Regions from separate parts of the Homo sapiens genome. Here region 2 is linked to region 1. Evidence: chromatin contacts called from ENCODE Hi-C or POLR2A ChIA-PET data. All regions are on one chromosome and are shown on one strand. Each heading gives the region's core, a stretch centred on a gene start or an enhancer-like site at or near the end of the contact. The rest is flanking DNA. Distances are from core to core; before and after follow the strand shown. Region 1 has its middle 69 kb from the start of KCNQ5. Region 2 holds the start of CGAS (cyclic GMP-AMP synthase).

What was found. A loop is a pair of places that touch in the nucleus more often than their neighbours do. ChIA-PET counts read pairs that join two places held with the same protein, here RNA polymerase II (POLR2A).
Region 2: a loop to region 1 is called in a map of PC-3, with 15 times the contacts of the local background. The contact joins the promoter of CGAS here to the enhancer-like site in region 1. A Hi-C loop is called at or near these places in 1 of 168 maps with a recorded cell type or tissue (PC-3). POLR2A ChIA-PET finds 5 or more read pairs at or near these places in 2 of 52 experiments (Caco-2 and K562).

The regions. Positions count from the first base shown.
Region 1 is chr6:72,550,822-72,554,973 of GRCh38, forward strand. No RefSeq gene overlaps it. Among named protein-coding and RNA genes, the nearest start is that of KCNQ5, 69 kb to the right of the region's middle. Within about 2 kb of position 2,815, at least 3 of the 41 ENCODE cell types and tissues checked have a DNase peak (open chromatin) inside an H3K27ac peak, as active enhancers do; they include PC-3, where a contact is called at or near this core.
Region 2 is chr6:73,450,146-73,454,021 of GRCh38, forward strand. CGAS (cyclic GMP-AMP synthase) reads right to left here and starts at 2,152. Exons shown (of 5, transcript NM_138441.3): 1 at 1,380-2,152. The coding sequence starts at 2,036. RefSeq lists a silencer at 1,574-1,783 and an enhancer at 1,954-2,433.

The sequences.
Region 1 (4,152 bases), core at 1,565-4,064:
GCATAGGCATGAAATAGAAGTAGAGTGTTAGATCTAGAAAAAATCTTGGAAATCTTCTAATTCAGCTTCTGCAGATGAGAAGTTGACAAGCAAAAGATACAGATACTGACTTTAAGTCATTCAGCAAAGTAGTAATGAGTTTAACTGGGACAAATGTACTGACCAACATAAGCAGTGTAAAAGTATTTTCTTTTCTTTTCTTTCTTTTATTTTTATTTTTATTTTTTTTTGAGACAGAGTCTGACTCTATGGCCCAGGCTGGAGTGCAGTGGCACCATCTCGGCTCACTGCAAGCTCCGCCTCCCAGGTTCATGCCATTCTCCTGCCTCAGCCTCCAGAGTAGCTAAGACTACAGGTGCCCGCCACCACGCCTGGCTAATTTTTTGTATTTTTAATAGAGACGGGGTTTCACCATGTTCCGCCCGCCTCGGCCTCCCAAAGTGCTGGGATTACAGGCATGAGCCATCGCGCCAGGCCAAAAGTGTTTTCTTACACAGTAAAATTAGAAAAGTAAATGGGTGTGAGAAGGATAGCCATCACAACAGTTTGTTAAATATTTCAGAATATCCCCTAAGAAAAAATTTGCCTCTAATATAGAATTGTTTTGTATTTTATTTTTTGGTTTAAAAAACCTTGCTTTCTCTTAGTTAATATCTGGCATCACTCAATGCTTCCTAATTACAATTAAATTCCTAACTCTATCCTTACAGATAGAGCAGTATCAGAACAAGTGGACTCTTGCCAATTCCCCCATCACTCATTTTTGTAAACTTTCTATATTTGCCCTCATCCTGTGACTAACTCAAACCTATAAAATTCTACTGTGTAATTCCCCTTTATCTTGTACTGAAAAGTCCTCTTCCCCCTGCAACCTGAGATACGATTGGAAAATTCAAGCCGTTAGTAAATAGCATGCATTCCTACGTTGGAAAGCAGACCACCTGTGTACACAAAACACCTGGGTATAAAGACTGAAGTCTCCTATTATTGATTCAAAACATGAATATCAATGGCAGAATTCTGGAATATTATCAGATAATATTCTCAAAGGTGCTAATAAACTAAAAACTTCACACAGTGCCCTGTAGATGTTGCTTCAATTTCTCTTCAGGTTTTCTTCTTTTCATTCCTTTATATGCAAAGTTGCTGGATTTAGCAAATAAAAGAGCAAGATGCCCATAACATTTGAATTTCAGATAAATAAAGAATTTTTTAGTATAAGTATGTCCCATGTAATATGTGGGACACAGTTATACTAGAAAATTCTTTGTCATTTATCTGAATTTTAGTCATAACTGGGCATTCTGTGTTTTGTGCTTTTTGTTTGTTTGTTTGTTTTTTGTTTTACTGAGATGGAGTTTTGCTCTTGTTGCCTAGGCTGGAGTGCAATGGCATGATCTTGGCTCACAGCAACCTCCGCCTCCTGGGTTCATGCAATTCTCCTGCCTTAGCCTCCTGAGTAGCTGGGATTATAGGCATGTGCCACCACACCTGGCTAATTATTATTATTATTATTATTATTATTATTTTTAGTAAAGGCAGGGCTTCTCCATATTGGTCAGGCTGGTCTCGAACTCCCGACCTCAGGTGATCTGATCTGCCAGCCTTGGCCTCCCAAAGTGCTGGGATTACAGGTGTGAGCCACCGAGCCCGGCGTTTTTTTTTCCTTTTTGAGGCAGAGTCTTGCTCTGTTGCCCAAACTGGAGTGAAGAGGCATGATCTCGGCTCACTGCAGCCTCCGCCTCTCAGGTTCATGCTTCAGCCTCCCTAGTAGCTAGGACTACAGGTGTGCACCACCATGCCCACCTAAATTTTTGTATTTTTAGTAGAAACAGGTTTTCACCATGTTGCCCAGGCTGGTCTCGAACTTCTGAGCTCAGGCAGTCTGCCCTCCTTGGCCTCTCAGTGTGCTAGGATTACAGGCGTAAGCCACCACACCCGGCCGGGCACTCTGTATTTTACCTGGCAACTCTAGTTATATGCAAATACCTTGGACTATCTCTAAAGATAATCTGGTCTTTGTATGAGTTAACAGATGATTTTTATATATTTGGAGGGGAGAGATATTCAGTTAGTAACCATTCTATAAACTTTACCTCAAGACCTGACATGGAAATTTACCAGACTTGGTTTACCGGGTGGTCCACTGCTAGGAAAACATTTTCTAAAATGGCCAGAAAGCAAATATTTTAGGTGTTTTAGGTCGTGTAGTCTCTGTCACAACTATTCAACTCTTCCTTTGTCATGTGAAAGCAGCCACAGATAGTGTATACATAGGTGGGTGTGGCTATGTTGCAATGAAAGCTTATTTACAGAAACAGCTGTCAGGTTGGATTTGGCACACAGTTTTCCAACCCGTGGCACAATTGAACTGGCACATAGATGACATTCCAGTGTCATTACATGTAACTTATTGGAAAATCAGTCCGACATATTGGATATAACTGGACTCTTCAAAATTATAAAAATAGCAAGGTCATGAAGAGAAATGGAATAAAGCTTTTGCACAAATACTCTGCTGTATCCCTCTGCCACAGTAAGTAGATGAGAATGAACATAGGCTCATTTGGGTTTAAAACATTAATTGGAACTAATTAAATTTTGCACATTGTACTATTTCATAGTTGGTAATACAAAGAGACACTGTTATTCAGCCAAATTATAACTTTTTTGAAAAATTAATGAAAATATTTAAAATTTAAAATGGTGTTGGGGGCTGGCAACTCAGAGATGGAAAATTTAAACGAGATGAATAACACTGAAGAAGGCAAGTAAAAAGGCATCTCGTTACACAAGGGCAGCTGAAAGGCAGACAAATAACAGGATACGGCTGGTAGGATAAATAGAAGGAGACAAGTCTTGAGTAGTTTCCATGACTCATTGCTGAGCCACAGTAACCAGAGAGGCACAGAGACTGATTCAAAATGCATACAGGAAAAGTGAATATGGCATGCAGAAAGAGGAATAAAAAGAGCCAAGAACCAAGAAAGGATGAAATGGAATGATGTCTTAGAGAGATAACTTCCCTGGAGAGACTTCTGGAAAATAGAGACACAGAAATTGGTTTTGTTTATGATCTCTTGCCAGCAGCTTCTTGTTTACAATACAAGGGTTAAGTCAAAGATGACAGGTGTACCTGACAATGACAGGAAAGCATTTTTACAGCAAGAGTGTTTTGCTGTCCTAAGGGTTTAGTCTAATAGAAAGAACTCAGGCATATATTTAAAATCAATCATGTGTCTGACAGCCAACGATGCATTTCAGATAATCCATTGGGACAAATGTTTCACTTGCTAAATTTGAGACACACATAAGAGATGCAAAAGCAAATTGAGCGGAAAAAAAAGTCACTTTATTTAATAAGTTTCTTTTTCCCTTTCCATTCATCATCAAAGCCAGAATAAACCTGACACAACGGAAATGACTAAAATGAAGTAAAAAGGTAGTTGTCATTGAATAGTTATCCCCATGGCAATAGGAATAGACTGTGAACACCAAAGAATGAAAGGAATGAATGAATAATGAATGAATAAACACAATATGTATTTTGAGAACTCGGAATCAATCTGATGGTTTTGGGATGTGCCAGAAAAGATACACAAGAGTCATGATATCAGAAATGACCAACATTCTGGCTTTGCTAGAATTTGCTAATTTGTGAGATAAAATTCTTCCCATGTTAGAAGGCAAATTTAGAGGAAATAGCCCAAGATAGCTTTAGCTTTAGCTGCTGCTTTGTTATTATCATGAAAATAGTAGCTGAACTACTCTTAAGATGAGAATTTATACACTGTGATCAAAATAACTTTAAAAAATATCTCCAGCTCCTGTGTGATTCTTTTTGCATATGTCACACTAAAATGTATAAGAAAGTCTTTATTCTGATGAAGTCACTAGATATCATCAAAGGAAAAATTTATCTTGCTGGAGGCATAATAAAAACCTTTATTGAGCACTTCCTAAGTGTCAGGCATGGTGGTGAGTGCTTTGATAGTAGTTTCACAACAACCCTGGGAAGAAGATATTATTAATATCTCTATTTTTATATGGAAAAAACTGAAGCCCAGAAAGGTTAAGTAACTTGCTAAGGAACGCAGCTGAGAATTGGCAGTGCAGGGATTCTACTGCAGGCTGCCTCACCCCAAAGTCTAG
Region 2 (3,876 bases), core at 902-3,401, 900 kb after region 1:
GTGGCTCACGCCTGTAATCCCAGCACTTTGGGAGGCTGAGGCTGGCAGATCACCTGAGGTCGGGAGTTCTAGACCAGCCTGACCAACATGGAGAAAGCCCGTCTCTACTAAAAATACAAAATTAGCCAGGGTGGAGGCTCATGCTTGTAATCCCATCTACTCAGGAGGCTGAGACAGGAGAATCGCTTGAACCTGGGAGGTGGAGGTTGAGGTGAGCTGAGATCGCGCCATTGCACTCCAGCCTGGGTAACAAGAGCGAAACTCCGTCTCAAAAAAAAAAAAAAGAAAGAAAGAAAGAAAAAGAAAAAGAAACAAATCTCTTGCTGGGCAAGAAACACGCTCCAGTCAGGAACCTGCTTCTAAACTTTCAATTTACACAGGAATGATTAATGACTCAATCACCCACAAGCAAATGGAGCTGTGTAATACACACGTCGAAGCAATTATACGGAATGTGTATCTAGAAAGCGTTTTAGTATCTGTAGGAGATATTCTTATTTGTTTGTTTAACATTATACTGTAAGCTTCCCATGATTTCTGTGTAAGAAACTGGGGACAGACGGCCGGGCGCGGTAGCTCACGCCTGTAATCCCAGCACTTTGAGAGGCCGAGACGAGCGAATCAAGAGGTCAGGAGATCGAGACCATCCTGGCTAACACGGTGAAACACCGTCTCTACTAAAAATACAAAAAAAATTAGCCGGGCATGGTGGCGGGCGCCTGTAGTCCCAGCTACTCGGGAAGCTGAGGCAGGAGAATGGCGTGAACCCGGGAGGCGGAGCTTGCAGTGAGCCGAGATAGCGCCACTGCACTCCAGCCTGGGGGACGCAGCGAGACTCCGCCTCAAAAAAAAAAAAAAAGAAAAGAAAAGAAAAAAGAAAAAAAAGAAATTGGGGTCAGACGGGATAGCAGGAGAGGGGGCAGGGAGGAAGAGGGGGAGAGAAACTGAAGATCTTTTTTTCTATGGAGTAAGAGGTCTTCCTCATAGGAAAAAGTCTACGTGGAATTTTTAACAGACCACTTCAAATTATCCAAGTCAATATCTGACTCGGGACCTCAGGTCCACACCATCAAACACTGCCCTGTTACGGAAACTCGATACATGTCGGCTTGCATGAATGAACCCATACATTTGAATTCCCCCGGGAGCAGTGTCTTGAAATTAGCCAGCAATCAGTACCGGTTGGTTGTCTGATCGTTGGATGTGTAGATGAATAAACGAACGGTTTGTCGTTTTACTTAGACTAGGCTACCGAAAAACATGCAAAAGTCTAAGTTACTTCCGAAGGGAAGTGAGGGGCGCGACCCGGGGAAGGTAGGGACTGCGGATTGCGGAAGGCCGAGCAGCGGGGCTCGGCGGGAGGGCGCCAAGCAGCTCACCTTCACGTGCTCATAGTAGCTCCCGGTGTTCAGCAGCCCGACGCCTCTGAACGCGGAGTCGCACTTCAGTCTGAGCAGCAGGTGGTCCACAACCCCTTTCACCATCCCCGCCGCCGTGGAGATATCATCGCGGCTGAGCTTCAACTTCTCCAAAACCGCCCGGAGCTTCGAGGCCCCAGGCGCCGCATCCCTCCGTACGAGAATGGGGGCCGAGACCGGCAGGCCGGGGCTGGGCACGTCCCAGGGCCCGGGCGGAGGTCTTGGCTTCGTGGAGCAGCGCGCGCCCCTCTGGCGGCAAGAACCAGCCCTGGAAAGAGCCGGCTCCCGAGCCGCAGGAGGCTCCAGCCCCTCTGCCCCAGGGGCGCTGGTGGCGTCAGACGGCTGCGTGTCCTGGGCGCGCTGAGGGGCCTTTTTGGCGCGGGCCCCAGTTGCGCGGACGGGCGGCCTCTCCTGGGTGTCCGGGGCGCTCTTTTTCTGCCGGGATCCCGACTTCCTGGCGGGGCCGAACTTTCCCGCCTTAGGCAGGGCGGCCTCGGGGGCAGCCGGAGACTCGGTGGGATCCATCGGGGCGCCCCTGGCATTCCGTGCGGAAGCCTTGGGGGCAGTGGCTCCGGCCTCGGAAGCTCTCTGCATGGCCTTTCCGTGCCAAGGCTGCATGGCTGGCGCTTTCTGTTCCCCGAAAGAAGAATCCGTTTCAGGAAAAGGCCGCAAGAGGAAGAGCCAGCAGCAGCTGTTGGAAACCAAGCACTACTGGCGGGCACACAAGAGTCTGCGACCCGAAGGGGAACCCCAGGCTGGGAAGTCGCTGGGAGCCACGCCCATGCCGCGAAGAGGCTGGCCGCGGCCTTTCCTGAGGCTACAAAAGTCTCGAAGTTTCTAACTCTCCAGGCAATCCGTGCCCCTGTCTTAAGAAGATGAGGTAGGGCCGGGCGCGGTGGCTCACGCCTGTAACCTCAGCATCCGAGAGGCCGAGGCAGGCGGGTCGCTTGAGCTCAGGAGTTTGAGACCAGCCTGGGCAACCCAGCAAGACCTGGTCTTTCTTATAATTAAATATATGTGTGTGTGTGTGTTGCCTGGGCACACTGACTCACGCCTGTAATCCCAGCAATCTGGGAGACCGAGGTGGGCGGATCACCTGAGGTCAGGAGTTCAAGACCAGCCTGGCCAACAAGGCGAAAGAAACCCCGTCTCTACTAAAAAATACAAATATTAGCTAGGCGTGGTGGCGGGCACCTGTAATCCCAGCTACTCGGGAGGCTGAGGCTGGAGAATCACTTGAACCCGGGAGGCGGAGGTTGCAGTGAGCTGAGACGTGCCACTTCACTCCAGCCTGGGCGACAGAGCGAGACTCTGTCTCAAAAAAGAAAAAGAGGCCAGGCGTGGTGGCTCACGCCTGTAATCTCAGCAGTTTGGGAGGCCGAGGCGGGCGGATCACGAGGCCAAGACATCGAGACCTTCCTGGCCAACATGGTGAAACCCCGTCTCTACTAAAAATACAAAAAATTAGCCGGGCTTGGTGGCGCCTGTAGTCCCATCTACTCGGGAGGCCGAGACAGAGAACTGCTTGAACCCGGGAGGCAGAGGTTGCAGTGAGCCGAGATCGCGCCACTGCACTCCAGCCTGGGCAACAGAAAAAGAGTCCATCACAAAACAAAACAAAACAAAACAAAAACATTGACAGAGAAACTTTTCTCTTTCAAGTGAAAGTTTTTTTAAATTTAATTTTGGTTTGAGTTAGGGGGGCGCAATCTCGGCTCACTGCAACCTCAGCCACCAGGGCTCAAGCGATCCTCCCACCTCAGCATCCTGAGTAGCTGTTACTACAGGTGCGGACACCATGCCCAGCTTTTTCTTTTCTTTTTAATTTTTTTGTATACATGGGGAGGTCTCACTATGTTGCCCAGGCTGGTCTCGAACTCCTAGACTCAAGCGATTCTCCCTCCTCAACCTCCCAAAGTGTTGGGATTGTAGGCATGAGCCACTGTGCCCTGCCACAGAAACTTTTTCTTTTCTTTTTTTTCTTTTTCTTTTCTTTCTTTCTTTCTTTTTTTTTTTTTTTTTTTTTGAGACAGAATTTCGCTCTTGTCACCCAGGCCGAAGTGCAATGGTGCGATCTTGGCTCACTGCAACCTCTGCCTCCTGGGTTCAAGCAATTCTCCTACCTCAGCCTCCCGGGTAGCTGGGATTACAGACGCCCGCCACCACGCCCGGCTAATTTTTCGTATTTTTAGTAGAGACGGGGTTTCGCTATGTTGGCCAGGCTGCTCTCAAACTGCTGACCTCAAGTGATCCACCCGCCTCGGCCTCCCAAAGTGCTGCGATTACAGGCGTGAGCCACGGCGCCTGGCCAGAAACTTTTCCCTTTTTTTTTTTTTTTTTCCTGAGATGGAGTCTCATTCTGTCCCCTAGGCTGGAGTGCAGTGGCACGATCTCGGCTCACTGTAACCTCTGCCTCCCGGATTCAAGCGATTCTCCTGCCTCAGCCTCCGAAGTAGCT